Regions from separate parts of the Homo sapiens genome. Here region 2 is linked to region 1. A link is an interaction called in ENCODE POLR2A ChIA-PET data of the cell type or tissue named here. Cell type or tissue: B cell. All regions are shown on one strand. Each heading gives the region's core, and the rest is flanking DNA. Links, peaks and the distances in the headings are about the cores only. Region 1 overlaps CLSTN1 (calsyntenin 1). Region 2 overlaps PIK3CD (phosphatidylinositol-4,5-bisphosphate 3-kinase catalytic subunit delta).

What was found. ChIA-PET counts read pairs that join two places held together with the same protein. Peaks named below come from ENCODE experiments on the same cell type or tissue, not always from the same donor. Only the 100,000 strongest peaks of a DNase experiment are listed, where the experiment ranks them.
Region 2: POLR2A ChIA-PET joins it to region 1 with 5 read pairs; 3 of 35 experiments call an interaction of 5 or more read pairs at or near these places.

What each region holds. Positions count from the first base shown.
Region 1 is chr1:9,767,667-9,770,574 of GRCh38, forward strand. The region is part of intron 2 of CLSTN1 (calsyntenin 1); the gene reads right to left. Among named protein-coding and RNA genes, the nearest start is that of CLSTN1, 55 kb to the right of the region's middle. RefSeq lists a silencer at 351-551. In B cell, for the core only: no CTCF peak of the experiment used is centred there; no DNase peak of the experiment used is centred there.
Region 2 is chr1:9,679,454-9,682,361 of GRCh38, forward strand. All of the region lies in intron 1 of PIK3CD (phosphatidylinositol-4,5-bisphosphate 3-kinase catalytic subunit delta), which reads left to right. The region is part of intron 1 of PIK3CD-AS2 (PIK3CD antisense RNA 2); the gene reads right to left. Among named protein-coding and RNA genes, the nearest start is that of PIK3CD-AS2, 6.7 kb to the right of the region's middle. In B cell, for the core only: no CTCF peak of the experiment used is centred there; a DNase peak (open chromatin) is centred at 1,568; H3K27ac peaks cover 2,500 bases.

The DNA.
Region 1 (2,908 bases), core at 156-2,655:
TCCTCCTCAACATGGTGCGAAATTAAACTCAATGTCATCACCCAAATCAATCTAAGATGAAAATAAGGCTCCAGGTCTAGCCTCTGTCTTATCCAAAAAATACTTAAGAAAGTCTGTAAGAAAATGCAACACTATAACGACTTTTGTAGAAAGATGAAAAAATATTTCTCACAAAATGTTAAGTGAAAAAATATTTTTAAAAGATTCTATTAGTAGTAATAACAGCAGCGGCAAATACTGTAGGTGGTAATTACTGTACCACCCACTGTTTAAAGCTCTTCACACGTATGAATAAAGAAGCTAACATTCCCCCAAACCAATGAGGTCTGTGACATTAATGAGGTCTGTGACATCTTATCCTTTTACAAATGATGAAATGGAGGCACAGAAAGGGTAAGTAATTTGCCTAAGGCCACACAGCCAATAAGTAGCAGAGCTACGATTCACTCACTGGTCCCTCGGCTCTAGGGTCTCTGTTCCTGACCTCCCTTGCTCAGTCTCATAGGGTCCTGTTCTGTGCTGGGTGGCACCATGGGGGCGGGGTTGTCCTGGACGGCACCATGGGGGCGGGGTTCTGTGTTCGGTAGCACCATAGGGATGGGGTTCTATGTTGGGCAAGATCATGGGGGCGGGGTTCTGTGCTGGGCGGCACCATGGGGGCGGAGTTCTATGTTGGGCGGCACCATGGGGGCGGGATTCTGTGTTGGGCGGCACCATGGGGGCGGGATTCTGTGTTGGGCGGCACCGGGGGGCGGGGTTCTGTGCTGGGCGGCACCAGGGGGGCGGGGTTCTGTGTTGAGCGGCACAATGGGGGTGGGGTTCTGTGCTGGGTGGCACCATGGGGTTGGCGATCTGTGTTGGGTGGCACCATGGGGGCGGGGTTCTGTGCTGGGTGGCACCATGGGGGCGGGGTTCTGTGCTGGGTGGCACCATGGGGGCGGGGTTCTGTGTTGGGTGACACCATGGGGGCAGGGTTCTGTGTTGGGTGGTATCATGGGGGCGGGGTTCTGTTAGGTGGCACCATGGGGGTGGGGTTCTGTGCTGGGTGGCACCATGGGGGTGGGGTTGTGTTGGGTGGCATCATGGGGGCGGGGTTCTGTGTTGGGTGACACCATGGGGGCGGGGTTCTGTGTTAGGTGGCACTATGGGGGCGGGGTTCTGTGTTGGGTGGCACCACGGGGGTGGGGTTCTGTGTTGGGTGGCACCAAAGCAACAGAAGAGGGAGGGAGGGAGGAAGCAACACAGGGAGAAAGTAAAGGAGAAAGGGAAAGAGGGAGGGAGGGAGGGAGGAAAAGGGGGAAGGAGGGAAGAAGGGATGGAAGGAGTGAGGGAGGGGGGAACAGAAGGAGGGAATGAGGGAGAGAGGGAGAAAGGGGAAAAGGGAGGGAGGGAGAGGGAGGGAGAGAGGAAGGAAAGGACAGAGGGAGGAAGCGAAGGAGGGAAGGAGAGAGAGAGGAAGGAAATGAGAGGGAGAGAGGGAGGGAGGAAGGGAGGGAAGGAAGGAGGGAGGGAGGTAAGGAGGGATACGGCTGCAGGTCAGGTGCTCCCTCCCCCCCATGCAGCTGCCCACTCCTCCAGCAGAGGACCCCACGCTTCAGTCAAGGGGATCAGTTGCACTCCTGTGTGTATACTAAAGGACTGAAAACCTATGTCCACACAAAGACCTGTACAGGAATGTTCACAGCAGCATGACCCATAATAGCCAAAAAGTAGAAGCAACTCAAATGTCCATCAGTGGATGAACAGAGAAACAAAATGTGATCTACTCATAGAATGAAATAATATCCAGCAACAAAAAAAGGAATGAGGGGCTGCTAGGCACCTAACACAGGTAAACTGTGAAATCACCATGCTGGGAGACGCCCATCACAAAAAGCCGTACAGTGCATTTACATGATTATCCAGAATAGAGAAATCTGTAGTGGTAGCCAGGGCTTGGGAGTGAAGGAGACTGAGGGATGAGTGCCACTTGGTGCAAGGGTTCCTTTTTGGGGTGATGAAAATGTTCTGGAGTTAGACAGTGGTTGGCAGGTGCATGGTTTTTGGAACATTCTAAAACTCAATGAGCTGTACACTTTAAAAGGGTGATTTTTTGGCAGGGCGCGGTGGCTCACGCCTATAATCCCAGCATTTTGGGAAGCCGAGGCAGGCAGATCACGAGGTCAGGAGATTGAGACCACGGTGAAACCCCATCTCTACTAAAAATACAAAAAATTAGCCGGGCGCGGTGGCGGACTCCTGTAGTCCCAGCTAATCGGGAGGCTGAGGCAGGAGAATGGCGTGAACCCGGGAGGCAGAGCTTGCAGTGAGCCGAGATCGCGCCACTGCACCCCAGCCTGGGCGACAGAGTGAGACTCCGTCTCAAAAAAAAAAAAAAAGGGTGATTTTTGTGGCATATGAATTATCTCCAAAAAAGAAAAAAGAAAGAAAAAATATTATATGAGTAACTGTGCTTCCCCCATGAAAATATCCAAAAGGAAAATATTGACTTATCTATCCACTATGGCAAATACAACCAAGTTACCACTATAATTGGATTTAAATTGCTTTTCTATACAGTTAAAATACATATCACAACATATAATTTTTGTACATCAGTAAAAAAAACCTGAGAATCTCTAAAAAATAAACTTGTATAAGTATTATTTCATCTAGAATATCTTAAGTTTGAGAAATACACAATAAAATTAAATACAGTAAGAAAAAAATATTTCATTGATAAGACTTTTTCTTTCAAAGTTAACACTCGGCGTACATTTCATTTCCTACTTCCTTGTGAACTTCGTGCAGTTAAAGATGTAGCTACGTCATCGTAGCAGGCAGCTGTCCCGCCTGGGCTGGAGCCCTGCCTCTGCACCCCCCGACCAGCTACACGCCCAGAGCAATAGCTTAACTATTCTGTGCCTCC
Region 2 (2,908 bases), core at 205-2,704, 88 kb before region 1:
CCTGTGAAATTAGCAAGAACTCACCCTTTGGCCAAGTAGGCTGAGCGCCCCACACCCACATCGCCTGTTTACCTCTCAATATTCTCCCAGGCCTTGGTTAGCCGCCCTTAGCCCATGTCCTGTTTCTCAGGCATGAAGAAGGCCCCTGATGTCAGCATCACAGAGCTCTCCCAGCCCTACAGGTGGCCAGCCTTCCTGGAGACCACTCCTGGTGCCATTCCTTGGGCACCAGTGACTTTGCCTCTTCTCCTCCTCCTCTTCTTCCTCGTCATGTTTTAGCATAAGAAGCTTTATTGAGCTAGAATTCACATACCATACAATTCATTTAATGTGCACAATGCAATGGTTTTTTGTTGCTGTTGTTGTTATTGTTTTCGTTTTTATTTTTGAGATGGAGTTTCACTCCTGTCACACAGGCTGAAGTGCAGTGGCGTGATCTCGGCTCATTGCAACCTCTGCCTCCCGGGTTCAAGTGATCCTTCTGTTTCAGCCTCCCGAGTAGCTGGGATTACAGGCGCCCACCACCACACCGGGCTACTTTATGTATTTTTAGTAGAGATGGGGTTTCACCATGTTGGCCAGCCTGGTCTCGAACTCTTAACCTCAGGTGATCCACCCGCATTGGCATCCCAAAGTGCTAGGATTACAGGCATGAGCCATCATGCCTGGCCTAATGGTTTTTATTTTTATTTTTAAATTTTTTGTAGAGATGGAGTCTTGCTATGTTGCCTAGGCTGGTTTCAAACTCTTGGTGTCAAGTGATCCTCCCACCTCGGCCTCCCAAAGTGCTAGGATTACAGGTGTCAGTCACCAAACCCCGCCTCAGTGGTTTTTAGTATATTCACAGTTATGCAACCATCAGCATCATAAATTTTAAGCTGTGCATGGTGGCTCATGTCTGTAATCCAAGCACTTTGGGAGGCTGAGGCTGAACTCACTTGAGCCTAGAAGTTCAAGACCAGCCTGGGCAATATAGTGAGACCCTGTCTCTATTAAAAAAAAAAAATTAAAACATTTTCATCACTCCAAAAAGAGATTTCACACCATTAGCAGTTACTCTCTACTTTTCTTCCATCTCTCAGCCTCTGGCAACCACTAATCTGCTTTCTGTCTCTATGGATTTGCCTGTTCTGGACATTTCATATAAATGGGATGATACACTATGTGGTCTTTTGGGGTTGAGTTTGCACCTTAGCATATTGCCTTTAGAAACCTGTCTGCCTCATACCATTACAGAGGAGCTGTTGTTTGTACTGACCATTTAGTCCATCACAGGTATTGATGGAGCCTCTAAGCATGGAATAGTGCTGGCCCCACAGCAGGAACGCGGCAGCCATGGGTGGCGTATTAGTTACTGGTTGCTGTTTAACAAATCACGCCAACACTTGGCAGACTGAACAGCAAGCATTTATGATCCCGTAGTTTCTGTCAATCAGGAATACAGGAGCCGCTTCGTTGGGTGGTTCCGGTCCAGGGTCTCATGAGGCTGCCATTGAGCTTTCAGTGGAGGCTGCAGGTGTCTGGGGCTGGAGGTACCTGCCACAGCGTGGTTGGCAGGCTCAGTGACTGGCTGGCTGTTGGCCAGATATCTCAGTTCCTCTTCATGTGGGCTTCTTCATAGGGTGGCTTGAGTGTCCTTATAGCATGGCCACTGGCTTACCCCAGAGCAAGAGATGAGAGCACTGGAGAGAGACAGAGAGAGAGAGAGAAGAGGGGAGGGGAGGGGAGGGGGTGTATAAGCCCAAGACTGAAGCCCCAGTGATGTTTCATAACCTAATTTTTTCATTAATTAATTAATTAATTTTAGAGATAGGGTCTCTGCTGCCCAGGCTGAGGTGCAGTGGCACAATCAGAGCTCACTGCAGCCTCCAGCTCCTGGGCTCAAGCAACCCTCCAGCCTCACCCTCTCAAGCAGCTGGGACTACAGGTATGCATCACCATGCCTGGCTGCTGCTGCTGCTTTTTTTGTTTGTTTGTTTGAGACGGAGTCTCACTCTGTCACCCAGGCTGGAGTGCAGTGGCGCAATCTCGGCTCACTGCAACCTCCCCTTCCCGGGTTAAAGCGATTCTCCTGCCTCAGCCTCCCGAGTAGCTGGGACTACAGGCGTGCGCCACTAGTTTCTGTATTTTTAGTAGAGATGGTTTCACCATGTTAGCCAGGCTGGCTTGAACTCCTGACCTCAGGCAATCTGCTCGCCTCCCCGCCTCGGGCTCCAAAAGTGCTGGGATTACAGGTGTGAGCTACCAAACCTGGCCCGGATTCTTTTATAATCTAATGTTAAAGGTGCTATCCCATCACTGTGCCATATTCTTTAGGTCACATTGACTGTGAATGTGGGTGGGGGCTACACAACGGTGAGAATCTCAGGACGGAAGTAACTGAATGTAGTTTCATATGGAGAGTGATCCAGCTTGTTCTGGAAGGGACTGCAGTCTCCCCGGGACTTAGCTTTGGAGAATGAGCCAGCTTGTTCTGGAAGGGATTTCAGTCTGCCCAGGACTTAGCTTTGGACCAGCTATGAGTTCTCTGTGATGAAATCTCAGCTTTTCCCAACTGCAGCTTCAACCTCCTGAGTTCAAGTGATCTTGTTGCCTCAGCCTCCTGAGTAGCTGGGACTACCACCACGCCTGGCTAATTTTTGTATTTTTTGTAGAAATAGGGTTTTGCCACGTTGGCCAGGCTGGTCTCCAACTCCTGAGCTCAAGCGATCTGCCTGCCTTGGCCTACCAAAGTGCTAGGATTACAGACATGAGCCACCACACCTAGCCAAGGCTGCGTTTTTATTTTTTATTTTATTATTAGTATTATTTGAGACAGAGTTTCACTCTTGTTGCCCAGGCTGGAGTGCAGTGGCGCCATCTCAGCTCACTACAACCTCCGCCTCCAGGGTTCTCCTGTCTCAGCCTC